Linked DNA regions of Mus musculus: region 2 is linked to region 1. The links are chromatin loops, found by intact Hi-C in ENCODE. Cell type or tissue: left cerebral cortex. All regions are shown on one strand.

What was found. Hi-C counts contacts between places; a loop is a spot of excess contacts. Peaks named below come from ENCODE experiments on the same cell type or tissue, not always from the same donor. Only the 100,000 strongest peaks of a DNase experiment are listed, where the experiment ranks them.
Region 2: it touches region 1 in a loop (4-fold over the local background); 1 of 42 quality-filtered maps calls a loop at or near these places.

Annotation. Positions count from the first base shown.
Region 1 is chr4:108,832,674-108,837,673 of GRCm38, forward strand. Btf3l4 (basic transcription factor 3-like 4) reads right to left here and starts at 967. Exons shown (of 6, transcript NM_027453.3): 1 at 835-967. It overlaps Txndc12 (thioredoxin domain containing 12 (endoplasmic reticulum)), which reads left to right and starts at 2,005. Exons shown (of 7, transcript NM_025334.3): 1 at 2,005-2,183. The coding sequence starts at 2,093. In left cerebral cortex, a CTCF peak has its summit at 2,050; DNase peaks (open chromatin) are centred at 541, 1,024, 1,678 and 1,879; H3K4me3 peaks cover 3,272 bases; H3K27ac peaks cover 2,892 bases.
Region 2 is chr4:108,576,963-108,581,962 of GRCm38, forward strand. Prpf38a (PRP38 pre-mRNA processing factor 38 (yeast) domain containing A) reads right to left here and starts at 2,374. Exons shown (of 10, transcript NM_172697.3): 1 at 2,023-2,374; 2 at 1-126. The coding sequence starts at 2,152. It overlaps Orc1 (origin recognition complex, subunit 1), which reads left to right and starts at 2,492. Exons shown (of 17, transcript NM_011015.2): 1 at 2,492-2,613. In left cerebral cortex, no CTCF peak of the experiment used is centred here; a DNase peak (open chromatin) is centred at 2,361; H3K4me3 peaks cover 1,803 bases; H3K27ac peaks cover 567 bases.

The DNA of each region.
Region 1 (5,000 bases):
TACTTTAATCATGTTTACAAAGATAAAAATAATTTGAATTTTCAGCCCTGACTTTTTATGTGAGGTTTTACCACTTAGGGCTTTGGAAAGGTATTTAGGTTCTTTGTACTTGTGTTTGTTTCTCCCGCATTAAAAAAAGTATACCATCGCATACTTTACTGAGTTGAAGGCTAAAGCATAGATTATCAAGTTCAGGTAAGACACTCAGTAGTTGGTAACTATTGTTACCATTCTTCCAGAGGGCCACTAATTAGGTATAATGAAAGAACGTGGGAACGGAAGTTGAAACCGCCATTCACCAGCTGTGTAACACTGTGCCTGGCGATCAATCATCAGGCAGTGTGAAGAGGTTATAAGGATAGGTAACTGTCTCAAAATTAAGAGAGACTTGTAAACAAGCACTTCTATTACAAAGTGAAGAGCGCTGCAACCTAGTTCGGCCCCAAGAGCTTGGTGGCCGGGTGCTAACCTCAGTTTGGGAGGAGCAAAAGAGATGACAACAGATCTGCTGCTCAAAGCGTCTGACACTGTTGTTGTGAATAATGAGTGATGGACGAGGAGGGTTCTACCCTCCTGGGTCTGGACCTGAGCGGCCAGAGCCCGGGCCCGGCTCCTCCACAGCGGGCGGTGGTGCTGGGGACCTTCCCTCAGGTGCCGACCCCCAGCTGCGCCGCCCGTAACCGACAGGCCCGGCCGGCCGCCTCCGCCCCCACTCGCCGCGCCACGGCGGAAGTGGCAGCCGGAGCGGACGGCGGGTGTCGAGAGGGGAGGGCGGGGGGAGACCGTGCGCAGCGGCCGGAGGCCGTGGGGTGGCGGGCCCGCCGGGGGTCTCACCTGCAGCGGGGAGGGTCCTCCAACACCAGCACGCGGCAAGAGCAAGATGGCTGCCTCAGCTGAGACAGAGAAAGACCGCGGCGGCAGCGGCGGCGGCGGCGGGAGAGGCCCACGTGACGCACGGCCCCGCCTCGACCGCGGGAGGGAGGCGGGGTGGGGGTGGGTACGGCAACTGCGCGCCTGCCTCCCGACTACAAAGCCCAGCATGCCTCGCGCACCTCACTATTCTGATTGGCGGCCGGGCTGCTTCCTGGAGGAGGCGGCGGTCCCCTTGGCGTCCCATTGTGTCTGCGCTTACCTTTTGTCTTGGATTTAACAGAAGGGTGGTGTGGGGTCTAGTTCGGGTTGTACACCTTGGATGTCCTTCACTAAGCATTGAGCTCTAATGGACTCTCATCAGGAGGGAAAGTCGGCAGTTGACTTGTTAGGTAGTAACTCGACCCAATACAAAAAGCAACAGACTTAACGGAAAGAAGCTTTACACTTTACGTGCTTGAGATGACTTATGTCCCAGTTCCCTCGGACTACCTCTTCAGTTGTGCAATAAAAGGCCCCAAGCATGGTTTTCTTGGACCTTATGTCAGTTGGTTGCATCATGCCTGAGTGGAAGTCCTGCGAATGCGAGTGGGGGTGGGGGGAAGGGTCCAGCGCTTCTCCAAAGTGCTTGCCTGCAAGACACAGACGCGTGCACAGCGAAACGGGCTTACCGAGTCTCTTTGGAATCCCAAACAGAAATCTAACAATGAAATGCTGTTGTCCAGTATTTTTAACTTGTGCGAGGGGGCGGGAAATTCCAAGCCCTCTGTTGTGATAGGCTGATCTCAAAGATAATAATTTGCATTTTGAATATTTAGTGTAGTGGTCCATTGGAGGGAGGGGCTAGGCTAGAGGTCAGACGTAATTAACAACGGTTTTCCTGAACCTTTCCCCAGCCCTCACCAATTCGGGCCACCTCATCCGGCTGTTTCTTTAAGCCTGGATATCAAGGACTTAGGGAAAGCAAACTCGAGATGTACTCCCACATCCTTCTACGTGATCTGCACCTTTAAACTTACTCCATTCCAAAGCGGACCCTCGAGGCACCGCCCACATCCGTCTAACATCACTTCCTTCAGTGTTTGGCTAGGAAAAAAAAAAAAAAAAAAAAATCTGGGAATCCGAGGGGTTGGGCTGAACGGCGATAAGGGGGCAGAGCGGAGCTTCTGCTGGAAATCCTGTTCCCTCAATCCGGTGGCTCTGTGCAACTACCACCGTGGAGATGTCGCTTCGTTTCGGGGCCACCTGTTTGCTGAGCTTCAGTTTCCTGCTCCTCATCACTTCTTCAGACGGACGCACTGGGCTTGGAAAGGGTCAGACCTCATTCTTACCGTAATCTTTACGGACCCCGGGCCTTCTTAACACTTTATTTTCTCACTGTATCTTAGGCCACTTTAGATTCCTTTTTATCTTCCCCAACTGCTTTTGTGGATTTCTCGGGGTCAGGAGTACCAGGTCCGGGAGAGGGTTTAAGAGAAGGAAGTTGTACTTGAGGGCGCTCTTAATTCTTGGGATTGAGAAGATATGGCCCTTAAATTAGGACTAGGTTGTTTAAGAGTCCATTCATGTGTCATGTTAGGCGCTTGGGACGCCTCCAGGAACCGTCACCTTCCCGCCAGAAGAAATAGGTCGCTTGGGAAGCCCTCAGGAACCGTCACCTTTCCGCCAGAAGAAAAAGGGTCGCTGGTGACCTGTAGTGGTCGCTTGAGTCTGAAGATTCCTCACCACGTTCCCCCGTACCCCCAAGACCCGGTTCCCTATTCCCCCAAGAGATGCAGAAAAAAGAGCAAATGAAAGGTAGACCTTTTGCTAGGTCACCAACAGTTGGTTTTGGTGTGGCTCAGCTAGTGTGTTGGAAGAAACTGATTTCTTTAGAGCGATGGATCAGTGGTTATCAATGAAGGTTAGGAAGTAAGGACCCCCAACTCCGTGTATTACCAGCCCTATTTCTAAACTTGAACACCTTCTCATCAGTTGGGTTTTTTGTTTGTTTGTTTTGGCAGCTGAATTGACTAACTGGTTGAGTTATAAATGGATTCCAGCCCTGCTTTGGATGGTTTGTGTTATGACCTTTACTGTATGGGATTTTTCTGATGCTGGTGGTGTGTGTGTGCTTCAGTGTGGTGTCTGCCCGCCTGTTTTCTGGTACACATGACTAGGCCATAAGAGGATATTGGGTGTTTTCCTCTTCTGCTTGTTCTCCACCTTATGAAACAGCCTCATTGAATTTGAGTTCACCATTTAGGCTAGAGGAGCCCTGTGTGTGTGCGCGTGTGTGTGTTTAGGTAAATGTGTGGCCCAAGGAGGCCAGAAAAGGGTGTCAGTCCCCCTGGAGGTGGAGGTGCAGGCAGTTGTGATCTGCCTCTAACATGGGAACTGAACTTGAGTCCACTGAAGAGCAGCAGGTTCTTTTCTGGTCCCAGCCCCTATTTGTTTGTTTGTTTGGTTGGTTTTTTGAGACAGGGTTTCTCTATAGCCCTGGCTGTCCTGGAACTCACTCTGTAGACCAGGCTGGCCTGGAACTCAGAAATCCTCCTGCCTCTGCCTCCCGAGTGCTGGGATTAAAGGCGTGCGCCATCACTGCCCAGCTGTTTGTTTTTAGAGCTCTTTATCTTTACATTCATTGGTGGGCATTGAGACTGAGTGGAAATTCAATGAGTCACCTCAGTTCAGTATTGATTTTCGATCATCAGCCATGTTTTGATCATTGACTCGGGTACTAGAGACATGACAATGAAGAGAACAAACAAGGTTCTTGCTTTCACTGGGTGTATATTTAAGTCAGAGAGTGCAATAGGATAGATCTACGACAGATTAATAAAAGAATTTCAGCTTATATAATACTGTGGTAGATTGGGAAGTACAGACTGAGGAGGGTAAGGGCGCTGGCATCTACCTGAATTAGGAGGGTGAGAAAAAGCTTTTCTTTTCTTTCTTTCTTACTTTTTTTTTGGGGGGGGGGTGAGAGACAGGGTTTCTCTGCAGCCCAGGTTGTCCTGGAACTCACTCTGTAGACCAGGCTGGCTTCGAACTCAGAAATCCGTCTGCCTCTGCCTCCTGAGTGCTAGGATTAAAGGTGTGTGCCACCATGCCTGGCAAAGCTTTTTCTTTCTTTTCTTTTTTCTTTTGAGAAAGAAGTTTTTCTAAGGTGATATGTGGGTTTCTGCCTATGAAGGAAGTGCTGAAAACTGCACAATGGGTCCTATTAAGTCAAAATGTTCCAAATACTGATGATCCTATTGTAAAACAGGCCGCTGTGTATTTAGAATAGAACTGTATATACAGAGGGAGACTGGAGTGCTAGGGTGTATGCAGAGCTGAGTTTCAATGTGTTCTGCCAGTGACCAGACGAGATGCCTGTGACAAGTAGCTTAATCTCTCTCATGCCTCTGTTCCTCAGCTGCAAAATGGGTGTGATTGTTACCCCAGACACTCAACACATAACAAACCCTGCTCAATCGACTGTTGAATGCATATAACATTATGAAGTGTTGTGTGAGTCTCATTTCTTTGTCAGGCAGTAAATACTGTGTTATTCAATTAGCATCATTGCCTAATAAACAACTCCAAAATATATTGAAGCCTTGAATCCCGGGACTGGAGGTAGAAGCAGGCGATCGGATCTCTGTGAGTTCCAGGGAACCCAAGTGGAAGAGCTAGTTTGTGATAATTGAATGAAAAAGCAAAAGACGCGTGAAGTGTCACACACTTGAAAAAGATCGAGTAAGTGAAATATTGTTATTATTTCCACCATTGAGGAATACTTGCTTGTTTCTAAAAGGAATTAATATTATCTCAAGTATTTGTCTTGTGTATTGTTTATGTATAGATTCTTTGGACATAAGAAATATACTCACCCCACCTAAAAAAAGTAAAAAGTACTACCTGAGGCAGGAAGTCCTGAAAATTTTGATGAGTGTTGTTTCTTCCAAAATGTCTAAAGAGCTTCTCCAGCTCTTTCTAGAAGATTCCTTGGTGGTTTGCAGAGAGGAAACAATGAGTAACCCTCCCTACCCTCCCCAACAGTTTTCATTATGAAGAGGAAGCACGCTGGTGTGGAATAGTGTGCACTAGACTGGAATTATTAGGCCTAGATTTTAATCTTGGACAGGCCATTTAGCCAGCAGTGG
Region 2 (5,000 bases), 260 kb before region 1:
TATCCTTCTCAGGTTGAATCTGAAGCATTTTCAAGGTTAAACACAAAAAAGGAGTTGGCTTTATGTTTCCACCATACACACCACCAACGAACTTTAACTCCATGGCTTTGTCCACTACAAGTTCAGCTGAAACAGCCAAAAACAAAGTGACATACATCTTAGACATATTAAAGGCTTTAGTTTTTCTTGGCCTTAGTTTTTCTTGGTTGGAAGGTTAAATAGCTAAAGGTTTAGAGTTCCTAAATAGTCAATAAGAATTTAATATTAAGAGAACAAGAGCTTATTAATAACAGCCTTAAAAAGGAAAAAAACAAAAAACCCTGAGCATGGTGATGATTGCTCAGTCCCAGCACTCAGGAGGCAGAGGTAAGCAGATCTCTGGGTCTGAGGCAGCCTAGTCTGCAGAGTGAGTTTTAGAACAGCCAGGGCTACATATGCCTGGAACTACAGCACTACAGAGAGAGACAGACCCCTCGTCCCAGTCTCCATTAATTGTTTAGTCCATCAAGGAAGGGTGGGACTCATGAGTCCTCAATCTTTATACAACAAATTATGAGGGAAAAGTCCTCTTATTACTACCAGATGCTGGTCTGGGGTGGTGTACAACTTTAATGCCGGAACTCGGGAGACAGAGGCAGGCACATCTCTGTGAGTTCAGGGCCAGCCTGGTCTACAGAGTGAGTTCCTGGACAGCCAGGGCCAGGACTACACAGAGAAACCCTGTCTAAAACAAAACAAAAAAACAAATAATCATTGTCCTGGCTTCCAGCTAAGGATAATGAGAACAAAAAAGAGCTTAAGTGATTTTACATGCTCAAGAACCACAGCCAGAGTCACACCAGGTGAAGCTGAACAAAGCTACGACAGCTGACAGAGAGCCACTCTAAAAAACTTAGGAGCCAGCGAGGTGGCTCATGCCTTTAATCCTAGGGACCAGAAGGGGAAGGCAGATGAATCTCTGTGTGTTCAAGAGAGTTCCAGGCCATCCAAGGCCCCCTGTCTCAGGGGAAAAAAACAACAACAAAAAAACCCCAAAACAAAACAGAAACCTAAAGGACTAGGGGAAGCAGGTCAAAAATGAAACTACTGACCCATTTAAGAACAGCAAGAATTTTATTATAGGAATGGTGAAGTTCCTTGAACATCTTCAAGCTGCATTAAAGGAACCCTTATCTGGTCCCTGAGATAAACAATCTAGGACCCAGCAGACTATCAATAAATAAATAAACAAATAAATTAATTAATTTAAAAAAATGGAATGGCTCAAAAAAAAAAAAAAAAAACTAAAGAAATCCTTCAGCATCAAGAAAGACCGGTCAAGCCGGGTGTAGTGGCGCACACCTTTAATCCCAGCACTCGAAGGCAGAGGCAGGTGGATTTCTGAGTTCGAGGCCAGCCTGGTCTACAAAGTGAGTTCCAGGACAGCAAGGGCTATAGAGAAACCCTGTCTCGAAAAACAAAACAAAAAAAAGAAAGACCGGTCAAGCAGGACGTGGTGGCGCACGCCTTTAATCCCAGCACTTGGGAGGCAGAGGCAGAGGCAGGCGGATTTCTGAGTTCGAGTTCGAGGACAGCCTGGTCTACAAAGTGAGTTCCAGGACATAGGACAGCCAGGGCTACAGAGAAACCCTGTCTCGGAGCCCACCCCCCCCCCCCCCCAAAGAAAGAAAGAAAGAAAGAAAGAAAGAAAGAAGGAAAGACCGGTGAGCCCTGCGGTGCTGGTGTATTCCTTGAATTCCAGCACTCGGGAGACAGAGGCAGTTCGAAGCCAGCAGTTCTCCAGGACAGCCAGGGCTATTACAGAGAAACCCTGTCTCGGAAAACGGAAAAGAAAAAAGAGAAAAGAGAAAAAGATCGTGTCAGATTTGTCTGTGTCCCGTCTAGTACAAGTCCAGGCACAGAGCAGTTTATATGAATAGTTGACATACTCTTCCAGTATCACCCCCAAAGGGTCCGTCCTTCCTCACTCAGACAGAAGAAACCACCCGTAAGCCGAGACGCGGGCTGCGCGCTGTCGCTCACCTGTAAGTCCAAAACACTCTTCTTTCCAGTACTTTGATTCATAGATTCGCGTCCGGATGATCTTCTCCACCAGATACTGAGGGTTGGTGCCATGGATGCTGTGGGCATCCTTCACTGTACGGTTCGCCATTTTAGAACTCTTTCAATTCTATTTCCGTCGGCTTGCTTAATACGTCACATTCAGTATTTATTTAAAAGAAGGGAAAAAAAAAAAAGGACTACCGGAGGCTAGGGAAACATTAAGGAATCCCTTGCGACCGCGGAAAGCCACCAGCTTCGTACCGGAAGCTGTGGCGTAGAACTCTTTCGCCGGAATACGCACACCCCGCACCAGAGAGGGCCCAAGCAAATTGGCGGAAGTACGTCATGAACCCCCGGGAGGGCGTGGCGAGTGTCCGAAACGCCAATCAGAATCACACTGTGGGCGGGGTTTCGGTTAGTGGCGCGAAAAGTTTTCTCCTGTGCCTTCAGTTCTTAGTCAGCTGAGAGCTGGGACTACGTGTTGTAGCCGTGGTCTCCCGGAGGAGCCAGACCTGGACGAGCGAGCGTCCCCCAGCTACTCCAGTGCCTGGACTGCAAAGCGTCGGCGAGGTGAGTGCGGGTCGTTGTCCACGGACTGCATACACGTGCACCTAGGGCCGTCGGTGCCGGCACCGCTCGCAAGCCTGTAAACCTTCTCGCCTCCCCGGAGCTCCAGGAACACTTCCTGCACTGAAGGAGACCTCGGAGAAGCGGGTGGCGCCGGCCCTCGGTGGGGAGCCTAAGGCTTTGGCTCTCCGCGTGCACTGCTTCTGAAAAGCACTCGCAACCTTTCCTCTGGAACCGCGGAGCTGGTGTTGCTCTCCGCTTTACTGGTGATTCCGCCCAGAGACAGACTTTCTCTAAGTCACTTTCTGGGACTTTGGCGTCTCCTCTCCACATGGCTTGCCCTTAAGTGAGCTTTCATCTCCAATCACTGGAGAAAACATCTAATGGCTCGTATTCTACTTTCTTGGGTCTAGCCTTCTCTTAACAATTGGAGAAATTGGGAGTTCTAAGCTTTGAGCTGTGAGATTCCTGTCACGAGGTCTTTTTAGTTTTCCATAGAAGTCGAATAATCGTAATTATTTTCTACTGTAATGGTTTTTAGACATTTTTCTGTGTAGAGCCGGCTGTCCTGTAGCTTGCTCAGAACCAGGCTGGTCTCGAATTTAGAGACTGCCTCTGCCTCAGGCCCTAGAATTAATGGCATGCACCACCACACCCTGTTTTTTCAGAATTAGATTGGGGAAGGTGCGGGAGGGGGGTTCAAAACAGAGTTTCTCTCTGTAGCCCCGTTTGTCCTGGAACACTTATAGACACACATCTCAGCCCCCTCTCCTGAGAGGCTCCTCCAGACTGTTGTTGCTAATCCTTCCTATAGACAAGTTGTTCCTCTGGCTTCAGGATGAAGTTCTGGGGACAAGTCAAACTTCTTGGAATCCATTGTTTCAATAGTTGGCTACAGTAGGATGGGCATTGGTTTATCATACCGTATTTTCTCTTAGTCTGATTATCTTAGAACAGTGCTTAGCACACAGGCCTCAAATAATATTGGTTGAATAAAAAGAGATACTATTTTTCCATTTTGTGGATTAGGAAATGGGTCCGGTGGACCTGCCACTCTGATTGGGAAGCTGTATATATTACTGTATATAATAAGCTGCCAGAAGTAAATACTATTTTCACAGGTGATACGATGATACATAAGGTAAGGTAGCTTATTGGTATCTGACTGTTCAGACTTAACTTGTACAAAGATAACATCTCCCTTTCATTAGCAAATATTTATTATTGAGCATCTTCTATGAATTTACATTGTTCTGGGGTTACTTTAAAGATTTAAATGAGGTACATGTGTCAAGAGTTTGGGCTTAACTTTTATTAAGGTTCCTTTTATGTTTTTGCATTGGGTATGGTTCCTGTACTGGGTTCAGACTTGTGGTGTCCTTCCATGGATATCGCTAGAAGTCAAACTCTTCTCTTTGCCAAACCAATCCTCCTGGCTCCCCAGTCCATTCACCATTTTTGCTGATAATCAAAATCATTTTGCTGATGGAGGGGGGGGGTTGGGGGTGTGTGGAAGAGTAGTTGATTGAGCTGTGTATTAGCATTTCAACATGCTTTTATATGAGTGTCATTCCTCAGTGGAAAGTTGATGAATAATTAGGATTTCTGGAAAGAAGTCCTAAGGACAGCAGGTAGCAGGCCTTTTGTACTGTAGGCATCTAACTTGTCATCTTTTCATTTTGTGAGGAATCCTACATTTTGTGTGCATGTGTTTGCCAACTTTCTGTTGCTATGACACAGTACTTGAAAAAAAAAACAAGGAAGATAGATTTACTTTGGCTTACAATTTCAGATATTTCTGTCTAGGGTCATGTTAGGACAAGATAAGGGCACCCCAAAGGCTTGTCCCTAAGGATCTACTCCTTTTACCTAAGTCATGTATGTGGCTATATATGAAGTATGTGCCTGGTGTCTCCAGAGGCCAGAAGGAGGTGTCCTATTCCTTGGAACTGTAGTTAAAGTTGGTTTTAAGCTGCTGTGTGGGTGCTCAGGTTCTCTACAAGGGCAACAGGTACTCTTACCATTGGGCCATCTCTCTAACGCCTGTTTCCTTGATTTTAAGAGATTTCAAAATTTCTATCATCTCCCAAGTAGCCCATCAATTTGTGAACCTTTAATCCATTGAAGAGGTCAGATACTCTGTGAGCCAATCAGTTCCCAAAAGCCTATCACATGGCAGCCCTGGCTTTTATCAGGTGACCTTTGGGAAAATACAATTCCAAGCTACAACAGTGCAAGTTTTTTAATAGTTTGATTAATTTTGTTGTTCTATACTACTAATGGGAACACTTTGGTTCATGTCTTTTCTGATAGGTATACGAATTACCGAGTCATAGAGTGGGCATACATCCAAGAATTTGTATGAAAGTTTTTTTAGTTTCCAAAAATGA